Regions from separate parts of the Homo sapiens genome. Here region 1 is linked to region 2. Evidence: read pairs that join two places in POLR2A ChIA-PET (ENCODE). Cell type or tissue: K562. All regions are shown on one strand. Each heading gives the region's core, and the rest is flanking DNA. Links, peaks and the distances in the headings are about the cores only.

Evidence for each region. ChIA-PET counts read pairs that join two places held together with the same protein. Peaks named below come from ENCODE experiments on the same cell type or tissue, not always from the same donor. Only the 100,000 strongest peaks of a DNase experiment are listed, where the experiment ranks them.
Region 1: POLR2A ChIA-PET joins it to region 2 with 5 read pairs; 1 of 35 experiments calls an interaction of 5 or more read pairs at or near these places.

The regions. Positions count from the first base shown.
Region 1 is chr7:101,901,426-101,906,381 of GRCh38, forward strand. The region is part of intron 1 of CUX1 (cut like homeobox 1); the gene reads left to right. Among named protein-coding and RNA genes, the nearest start is that of CUX1, 86 kb to the left of the region's middle. In K562, for the core only: no CTCF peak of the experiment used is centred there; DNase peaks (open chromatin) are centred at 895, 1,726 and 2,216; H3K4me3 peaks cover 693 bases.
Region 2 is chr7:102,261,247-102,267,244 of GRCh38, forward strand. It overlaps a transcript of CUX1 not described here. Among named protein-coding and RNA genes, the nearest start is that of SH2B2, 23 kb to the right of the region's middle. In K562, for the core only: no CTCF peak of the experiment used is centred there; a DNase peak (open chromatin) is centred at 3,275; H3K27me3 peaks cover 16 bases.

The DNA.
Region 1 (4,956 bases), core at 1-4,000, 360 kb before region 2:
TGGGATTACAGACTTGCACCACCACGCCCGGCTATTTTTTTGTATTTTTAATAGAGACAGGGTTTTGCCATGTTGGCCAGGCTGGTCTCGAACTCCTGACCTCAGGTGATCCACCTGCCTCGGCCTCCCAAAGTGCGGGGGTTACAGGTGTGAGCCACTGTGCCTGGCCACAAAATCTATTTTAATTCTGCAAGTTATAAGCAGCCAGTGGCCCACCAGGCCCAGCTGTACGTTCCCAGGGACCCCCCAAAGCGTATATGTCCCGGGCACACACACACTAGGTGGTTTGTTTTGTTCCCCAGCAGCCCGTGTCTGCCCGGGCAGATGTTAGTGGCTGAGAAACCCCAACAGGGAGTGAGCCACAGGCCCGCGGGTGGCTTCCCTGCCAGTGTTCTCCTCGCGAAGGGGAAGGGAGCCCTTGCCAGAATGGCTGGTGCCCTAACAAATTGATTCCTGCCAAACAATAGAAATAAATATTTTCAGCAGACAGAAATGTTGGCTCTGAAAGCATTCAAATTAAAGGCTTATTTCTGAAACAAATACTTTAGGAGGAAAACATTTTTACCAGCGCAGATGAGATCAGAGCTATTCCTTTTGGCAGTGGCAGGACTATTTTGAGACTCAGCCACAACGGTTTCCCTGCCCCGTCTCGTTTTTCACTGATGACCTCGCCCCCTGTTTCATGGAGACAGGGAATTGCATTCAGCTAGAGGCATGGGGAAGAGATGGTGGCATGGTGTTCTGCAGAGAGCCTCAGTTGGACAGTCGGCCGAATCTGGATTCAAATCCAGGCCCTACCTCTCCTGCTATGATTTCGACAAAGCCGGTCAGTCATCTGATCATCAGCTTCCTCAGTCTGTGAAATGGGGCGGTACCTCCCTTGCAATGGTTAATAGCGTTATCCTCAGGACCTGGGGGTCATTGGAGGCCAGCACTGTCCCTAGAACTCTCTGTGTTGATTAAATGGTCTCTACCCGCCCCAGCAAATATAATTGCCACTAGCTACATGTAACTGTTGGGCCCTTGAAGTATGGCAGCTGGAATGGAGGGAACAAATTTTAAATTTAACTTAGATGAAATGTAATCCACATGTGGCCACTGGCTACCATTTTGGATAGTGCAGTTCCCATTCATCCCTCTCATTTCATTAGTTGGTCCCTGGAGCCAATTAATTGGTTGGAGGGTCAACCCACTACAAATCTCCCAAGTCTTTCTCTGTGCCGGATGCAGCTGTGCGGAGTTGGGACCTGTCTGTTGTCTTTGACATCCGTCTTCTGTCCTGCAGACGGAGCAGTGGGGCAGTGCCATCGAGCTGGGCAGAGGAATTAATATCTTAGCCATCAACTGCCCAAATCAACCTTCATGGGCATCTTTTAATTTTCTAAGAGATGGGGTCTTGCTGTGTTGTCCAGGCAGGACTCGTGGGCTCTTTCCGCCTCAGCCTCCCGAGTAGCTGGGACTACAGTTGTGCACCACCACACCCCTCTGATATTTCTTAATTTTAATGGCTGATGTTTCTTAATTTTAACAAGTTCCCATATGTCTCATGATGTATGCTAAGTATAAAAAGAATAATAGAAGGCATGAAGTCAAGGGGCCTGTTTCCCGGGCATTTGTTTCAGTGGTGAGTCACATTCATGCGAAGCCTCGGTTTCCTTATCTGTAAGACCAGATCAGCAAACCACCTGTGGCTGCCTCTCTCCCTGGTTGACCCCGAGGCCAAGAGGAGGGGCAGGGTCAGCAGCCGGCCAGACCTCAGTAGCCCCTCCCCATCCTGGTATGGGGGAACACAGGAGGTAGAAAACAAGTGACCTACACAAGGCGGGTGGTGGCGGGGGAGGTCCCACTTTAACAGGAGGCAAGATGGCCGGGAGAAAGCTATGGGGAACCCAGGCAAATGGAGATGAGCAGACCCCAAGAACCGTACCCTAGGGGGCTGGCTGGGTCGGGGGAATTAGGGTCCTTTGGGCTCCTTGCAGAGCCGAAGATTGTAGTGGGGAGCACTGCGTGTGCCTACAAGGCTGAGCCTGGCAGGCAGAATTATGTGTTGTTTTGAGATAACAGCCACAACAGAGCAGTAAAGAATACTGCTTATAAAACGGACATTTTTTTGTAGCTCAAAAATGGTCAAATATCAGTAATGTCATGTGGTTTGAGTAATCCATAAAGCAGAGCCCTTCTCGTTAGGGCTGAGAATTATCCTCCCCTCTCCCTGCCACAGAGCCGGCCACGTGGCCTGCCCCGGCACCTGCTCCGCCTTACATGTCATTATGCGTCTCCGAGACAGCGTCTCTCACATCTCACCGTTTAAATGAGCGTCTAGCAAGTATTCTATGGAGTGCAATGCTTGTTGGATACATCTGGCATTTTCATCTTCGCAGAGTGGGTTTGTGACGGGGTGAAAAACAAAAAAACAAATTCTTGATTCTTGATGGAAATCTCTCAGTCCTGAGAGATTTATAAAAAAGGCTTGTAGGAAAACTTTGTACGCGTAGCTTTTATACTCATAGACCAAATTATAATTTTTTATTCAATCTTATTTTCTGAATAGGTAACGTGTTCACTTGGTCTAAAATCAAAATTTTAGCCAGGTCCGGTCACTCGCACCTGTAATGGCAGTACTTTGGGAGGCTGAGGTGGGGGGCGGTCACTTGAGCTCAGGAGTAACATGGCAAAACCGTGTCTTTACAAAACACACACACACACACACACACACACACACACATTAGCTGGACATGGTGGCACGCGCCCGTAATCCCAGCTACTCAGATGGCTGAGGCGGGAGGATTGCTTGAGCCCAGGAGTTCGAGGCTGCAGTAAACTGTGATTGCATCACTGCACTCCAGCCTGGGTAACACAGTGAGACCCTGTCTCCAAAAAAATAAAATTTGTATGTTTATATACTGAGAAATTTTGTCTCCGCCTCTGTCCCTTTTTACCCCTACTGTCTACCCTAAGTCAGTACTGTACTTCTGTTCATTTTCTGGGGGTGTGCTGAACAGATTCAAGAGAATAGCATTTCCATGGAAAGGCCGCAGCTTGTAAGTTTCACTTGAATTTCCGTGATTGGGAGTTAATATCAAATGATCTCTCAGAATCAAGAAATACTGATACATATCAAATGTATAATAACATTTTGAGAATTTTTTTTTTTTTTTTTTCAGACAGAGTCTCACTCTGTTGCCCAGGCTGGAGTGTAGTGGTGTGATCTTGGCTCACTGCAACCTCTGCCTCCCGGGTTCAAGCGATTCTCCTGCCTCAGCCTCCCAAGTAGCTGAGATTGCAGGCGCCCACCACCACACCCAGCTAATTTTTGTATTTTTAGTAGAGATGGGGTTTCACCATGTTGGCCAGGCTGGTCTCAAAGTCCTGACCTCAGGTGATCCCCCTGCCTTGCCCTCCCAAAGTGCTGGGATTACAGGCGTGAGCCACTGCGCCTGGCCCCATTTTGAGAATTAAAGGAACATGGGCACGTAATCTTTATACGAGGTGGAGTCAGATTGAATAGCAAGAGGAAGAGAAACTGACATCCACGCTCATTGCACTGGGCGTTTTATGTGACTTAATCCTCATAGCAGCTCTATGAAGTATGTATCAGAGGGTGTCCCCATTTTACATTAAATCACTTGCCTGGATCACTCAGCTGGGGAGGGTGAGAGCCAGGTGACCTACCCAAGGCTGTGTCTCTGGGTGGGGGGCTCAGAACCTCTCTCCCTCGTTTTGTAGTAGCCAGACATTGTCTCGTATAAACTATGGCAACTGGAAGTGAACCAGGTCTTTTCCTGCCCTCTGATTTTGGTGGAAAATGTGACCTACCCAGGAAAAGCACTATGATTTTAGGAGTTTAGGTGCACAAAGCTGTTTTCCAAGCATGCTCATTCTTCTCCCAATTTGGGACTCATTGCTGCCTCTCTGCCCTCATCTGTGGGGCCAAGGGAGCTGGAGCGACAGCCACAGCAGACCGCTCTGCATCCCTGTATGCGTTGTGGGAAACAGCAGAGGAGGTGGCGTTGCGCCCATCTTACAGACTCCAGATTCTGTTCACCCGACAGGCAGTGGGAATCCGTGTTCACGCTGGTCCCTTGGATCAGAAATTCAGTACCCTTCCCTCCACACCATGCTGTAGACACCTCTTTCCTCTCCTAGACCCGGAACATCCTCTCTTCTTCAGGGTACTGGGGACCAAGATCCACCCTCGTGGTGAGAAAACCACACCATAAATAAACACAGCCACCATACGCCGTGAGATCTGGCCAAGAGGTTTCCTTCTGTTCATTCGGCCCTAATCTCCAAGATGGGAAGGCATTGCCAGCTGCCCTGTGTAGAGATTCCTGAACACGCAGTGTTTCTTATTAACCCGCCAGATAACCAGAAAATCAGTCTTTGGGCAAGCGCTTGCTTCTCCACGTGCCCAGTATTTTCTTTCTTTCTTTTTATTTTTTTAATGAGACAGGGTCTTGCTCTGTCGCCCAGGCTGGGCTCGAACTTCTGGCCTGAAGTGATCCTCCCACCTCAGCCTCCCAAATAGCTGGGACTACAGGTGTGCGCCACCATGCCCAGCTAACTTTTTTTTTTTTTTCTGGAGAGACAGGGTGTTACTATGTGGCCCAAGCTGGTCTCAAAGTACTGGGCTCAAGTGATCCCCCCACCTCGGCCTTCCAAAGTGTTGGGATTACAGGTGTGAGCCACTGTGGCCAGCTATTCTTTAATTTACTAGCGCTGACTACATGCCTGTGATGTCCCCAGGACCCTGCAAAGTTCTGGGAAATTCATAGTGAGCAAAACACAGTCCTTGCTGGAGTTCACAGCCCATGGGGAGACGGCACCAACCCTGTGCCCAGACTAGGGGAGCTGCCACGCAGCCACTCACTGAGCTGGGCACACAGGTTCCCATCTCTTATGAGGTGAGGCAGGAGGAGCAGGGAGGGAGCTGGGGAAGTGGCATCAGAACATTTT
Region 2 (5,998 bases), core at 1,172-5,171:
ACTTTGGGAGGCTGAGGTGGACAGATCACCTGAGGTCAGGAGTTTGAGACCAGCCTGGCCAACATGATGAAACCCCATCTCTACTAAAAATACAAAAATTAGCCAGGCATGATGGCACATGTCTGTAATCCCAGCTACTCAGGAGGCTGAGGCAGGAGAATCACTTGAACCCAGGAGGCGGAGGTTGCAGTGAGCCAAGATTGCGCCACTGCACTCCAGCCTGGGCAACAGAGTGAGACTCTGGCTCAAAAAAATAAAAAATAAATAATACCAATACGAAGAGCCCTTTTTTTTTTTTAAGCAGAATCAAGTATGGATAAGTAATAGCAGAGCTTCCCATTTGGGGCAGTGGTGTGGCCTCCAGGGAGCGGGATTTGAGGACAACCCTCCCATTGTTCAGGGAGGCGTCAGTGTCTCTGTGGTCAGGAGACACTGGCTGTATCAGGATCCCAGCAGCGTCTCTTAGTGGCTGATGACCGTGAGCAAGTCTTAAGTCGATGCTCAGGAAATCTTTGAAAGAATAAATGAGTTTAACTTCCTAGTGCTTCTGTTTCTGTCTCTGTAAAGGGGATATAAAAAGCCAAACTCGGTCGGGCACGATGGCTCACACCTGTAATCCCAAGGCTTTGGGAAGCCAAGGCAGGAGGATCACTTGAGGCCGGGAGTTCAAGACCCACCCTGGGACACATAGCAAGACCCCATCTCTACGAAAATGTTTAAAATTCGCCGGATGTGCTGGCACATGCCTGTAGTCCCAGCTACTTGGGAGGCTGAAGGATCGCTTCAGCCCAGGAGCTCAAGGCTGCAGTGAGCTATAATTGCACCACTGCACTCCGGCCTGGGTGACAGAGTGAGACCCTGTCTCCAGTTGAAAAAATAAGAGGTAGGTGGCTCATGCCTGTAATCCCAGCACTTTGGGAGCCGAGGCGGGTGGATCACGAGTTCAAGAGATTGAGACCATCCTGGCTAACATGGTGAAACCCTGTCTCTACTAAAAAGACAAAAAAATTAGCCAGGCGTGGTGGCAGGCACCTGTAGCCACTCAGGAGGCTGAGGCAGGAGAATCGCTTGAACCCAGGAGGCAGAGGTTGTAGTGAGCCGTGATACCTCCACTGCACTCCAGCCTGGGCGACAAAGCAAGACTCCATCATGGATGGATGGATGGATGGATGGATGGATGGATAACTCACAGGGTTACTGAGAGGACCCAGTGAGAAGACCTGGAAACCACTCACCCAGCACCCAGTGGCAGGGCAGAGCCTGGAAGGATCCAAGTGAGGCCTATGCAGTTACTGGCAGTGGAAGCAGCAGAGGACTGGCTGGCCCTGCCAGGGTCTTGCTGCCCGTGGCCAGGCCCCATCTCCTGGGGTCTTTAGTCTCCTCTAACACACATGGCCTCTGGGTTTGGCTGTGATGGGGTGGGACTGAGCCGTGGTAGATGCTTACATCAGACGGATTGCAAAGAGGGCCAGCTGTGCCCCAGCCTGGGAGACCCTGCAGCTGTGGGAATCCCGGTGCAACTTTCCAACTGAGGAAACAGATGCTTGCCGCGGGGTAGTATCCACTCGCCCGTGAGCTAATACATACCGAAGGCTGACCGTGGGCCGCTGCCTTACACGCTGGGGTTATTACAGGGCAAACCAGGAGCTCACCTTCTTGTGGGAGGGACAGACAGTAGACGTAATAAATAAGTGAATGAGATAGTTGCTTCGAAGGTGATCAATGTTATAAGGAGGATGGGAAGAGCAAGTGAAAAGGGTTAAACTTTTTTTTTTTTTTTTTTTGGAGATGAAGTCTTACTCTGTTGCTCAGGCTGGAGTGCAGTGGCGTGATCTCGGCTCACTGCAACCTCCACCTCCCAGGTTCAGGCGATTCTCCTGCCTCAGCCTCCCAAGTAGCTGGGATTACAGGTGCATGCCACCACGTCCAGCTAATTTTTGTATTTTTAGTAGAGACAGGGGTTTCACCACATTGGCCAGGCTGGTCTCAAACTGCTGATCTCAAGTGATCCACCCGCCTTGGCATCCCAAAGTACTGGGATTACAGGTACGAGCCACCACACCTAGCCTTTTTTTTTTTTTTTTTTTGAGATGGAGTCTCACTGTTGCCCAGGCTAGAGTGCAGTGACACAATTTCAGCTCACTGCAACCTCCTCCTCCCAGGTTCAAGCAGTTCTCCTGCCTCAGCCTCCCAAGTAGCTGGGACTACAGGTGCACACTGCCATGCCCAGCTAATTTTTGTTATTTTTAGTAGAGACAGGAGTTTCATCATGTTGTCCATTCTGGTCTCGAACTCCTGACCTCAGGTGATCTGCCCGCTTCAGCCTCCCATAGTGCTGGGATTACAGATGTGAGCCACTGCGCCCAGCCGAAAGGGGTTAAAGTTTTAAATCGGGTGGTCAGGGTAGGCCTCCCTAAGAAGTTCACTTCTCTGTTTAATTTATTATCTTTTTCTCTTTTTTTTTGAGACAGGGTCTCACTCTGTCACCCAGGCTGGAGTGCAGTGGTGCGATCTCAGCTCACTGCAACCTCCACCTCCGGGGTTCAAGCGATTCTCCTGCCCCAGCCTTCCGAGTAGCTGGAATTACAGGCGTGCATCACCATGCCCGGCTAATTTTTGTATTTTTAGTAGAGACGGGGTTCACCATATTGGCCGGGCTGGTCTCGAACTCCTGGCCTCAAGCGATCTGCCTGCCTCGGCCTCCCAAAGTGCTGGGATTACAGGCATGAGCCACTATTCCCAGACAGAAGTTAACTTCTTTTTTTTTTTTTTTTTTTGAGACGGAGTCTTGCTCTGTCACCCAGGCTAGAGTGCAGTGGCGTGATGTCAGCTCACTGCAACCTCCGCCTCCCAGGTTCAAGTGATTCTCCTGCCTCAGCCTCCCAAGTAGCTGGGATTACAGGCGCCCACCACCGCGCCCGGCTAATTTTTGTATTTTTAGTAGAGACGGGGTTTCACCGTCTTGGCCAGGCTGGTCTCGAACTCCTGACCTCAGGTGATCCACCCGCCTCGGCCTCCCAAAGTGCTGGGATTACAGGCATGAGCCATCGCGCCCAGCCCAGAAGTTAACTTCTAAACAGTACTGGCAGAGCTGAGGGAACGAGCCCTGCAGATGTGAGAAGGAAGGACGTTCTAGGCAGTGAGAACTGCCAGTTCAAAGGTCTCGTGGTGCAAATGTCTCTGGAAACCAGCATGGCCGCAGCACCGTGACCAGGAGGAAGAGTGGGAGGCGATGAGGTCAGAGAGACCAAGGAGAGGCGGAGCATGGGGGCCTTGTCGGCTATTGCTGAGGCTTTGTTTTTTACTCTGAGTCAACTGGGAGGCATTGGACGGTTTGAACAGAGGGTCCTGGCTCTGGTGGGGAAACAGGAAGTAGGATTCATTGGTAGGAGTGAGTAAGGAGGGGTCAGCACAGGGGAAGCCCTCAGAAGCTCACCCAGGAGGCCACAACTGGGGCTGCGTTTAACCCCCACAGCCATGCCAGATGAGCTGCTTCTCAGCCACCACGTGGGATCGATTTCTTCCACATTGAACTTGGTCAAGGCCCGCTGCTTTGTGCTGTGGATCTTCTGGCAGCCAGGGAACTTAGACTTGGCCCTGCATATGGCCTCAATCACACCCTCATGGTTCTGCTCTTAGTACGGATAGACACAATGACCTGGCCAACATAAACCCTGGCTGTCACACCCTGGGGCTTTCCAAGGGCACCCCGAATACTTGCCTGGTGCCTAGACCACAGACAGCACGAGGTCAGAGACACAAATGTCCAGTGGAAAGAATTGTCTCCAACGTTCCTTAGGGCAACCCATGTAAGAAACAGACTGTGTGGCCGGGGGTGGTGGCTCACGCCTATAATCCCAGCACTTTGGGAGGCCAAGGTGGGTGGATCACCTGAGGTCAGGAGTTCAAGACCAGCCTGGCCAACATGAAGAAACCCTGTCTCTACTAAAAATACAAAAATTAGCCGGGCATGGTAGCGGGCGCCTGTAATCCCAGCTACTTGGGAGGCTGAGGCAGGAGAATTGCTTGAACCCCGGAGGCAGAGGTTGCAGTGAGCCGAGATTACACCACTATACTCCAGCCTGGGCAACAAGAGCAAAAATCTGTCTCAAAAAAAAAAAAAGAGAAAGAAAGAAACAGACTGTGTACTTTACTGAGGAGGCTGCTGTTTGCAACCACTGCACCCTACAAGGTCACTATTTTTTTTAAGAGACAGGGTCTCACTCTGTTGCCCAGGCTAGACGGCAGTGGCATAATCATCGCTCACTGCAGCCTTGACCTCCTGGGCTCAAGCAATCCTCCTGCCTCAGCCTCCCAAGTAGCAGGGACAGGCGTGCACCACCACACACGGCTAATATTTTAATTTTTTGTAGCGACAGTCTGGCTATGTTGCCCAGGCTGGTCTCAAACTCCTGGACTCAAGCAATCTTCCTGCCTCAGCCTCCCAAAGTCCTGGGATTACAGGCATGAGACAGTTGCACCCGACCAACTTTTTAAAAGGCTCTCTCTGGCTGCTGCTTGGTGCCCAGATCATAGGTTGCAGAGGGAGGCCAATGAGGAGGCTGATGCCATCATCACAATGAGAGGTGGTCATGACTCGGACTAGGTGGCAGCAGTGGTAAAAAGAGACTGGATTCTGGAGATATTTTGAAAGTAGAGCCAAAAATGAGACTTAAGGCAGGGGCAGTGGCTCACGCCTGTAATCCCAGCACTTTGGGAGGCCGAGGTGGGTGGGTCACTTCAAGCCAGGAGTTTAAGACCAGCCTGACCAACATGGTGAAACCCTGTCTCTACTAAAAATACAAAAATTAGCCAGGCGTGGTGGTTCATGCTTGTAGTCCCAGCTGCTCGGGAGGCTGAGGCAGGAGAATCTCTTGAACCCAAGAGGTGGAGGTTGCAGTGAGTTGAGATCATGCCACTGCACTCTAGCCTGGGTGACAGAGTGAGACTCCGTTTCAAAAAAAAAAAAAAAAAGAGAGAGAGAGAGACTTAAGACAGATTCAGCATCAGGAGTGATGGAGAGGAGTGAGGCTACCTCCCGGGGTTTGGTCTGAGCCACCGAAGGGTCGCAGAGAGCTGGGTCAGGCCGGGAAGGGGGTCTCTGCCTATCCCTGCAGATGTCACCTCCCGAGGCTGGACTACAGGGGTCCACACTTGGGCTTGGGGAGTACAGACTTGGGGAGGAAGGGATCAGGCTGAAATTCAGACCTGTGAAGGTTGAAATGCCAGTAGAAGATCAAGTAGAAGATAAATCCAAGGAGAGGCGTGGACTGGAGTCCCACACTGGGGAGGCATCGGCTTGTCAATGGCATCCCGCATGGCCAGAGCGGATGAGGGGGCAGAGTGAGGCATCTGCGGATGGTCCCTGTGCAGCAGCGGCAAGAAGCTTAGCAGGGAGGGCAAGGACCAGTCAAGGAAACAGGGCAGAGCAGCCAGCCGGGGAAGGAGGCCCAGGAGGGTCGGTGACCTGGAAACTAGCTGCTAACACAGCAGCTCAGATGAGAGCCGAAAAACAAGGACGTGGCAATGTGCGGAGGTCATTAGGGACCTTGGCAAGGACAGTCAGCGTGAGGGGTGGCAGAGTCTGATGGGAAGGGCTTGAGGAATTGGAGGAGCGGAATTAGACGCTTGAGAAGAGACAGCTTCTTCAAGGAGTTTTGCCAGAGTGGGGTCAAGGGAAGGGGCGTGTGTGCATGTGTACATGCCTGCTAGGAGAACATGCTTGCATGCATGTAGAAGGCAAGAGCCGGTGCTGCAGGAGAGGGTGGCATTGCTGGAGACCCCATTGCATAGGGGTGGGGGCCAGCACCTGCAGGCATGGGGAGCCGGCTGGGGGGGCTCAGTGGTCACCTGAGGCTACCTGCAGGATCTACAGGTGCAGAGGCAGGGAGGGGTGGATGAGGCAGCAGCTTGGCCCCCTCAGTGTCCTCCTAGCAGAGATACCATGTGCACCGAGCGTCTCCACCATTCCTACCTGGCCTGCAAGTGATTTAATAAG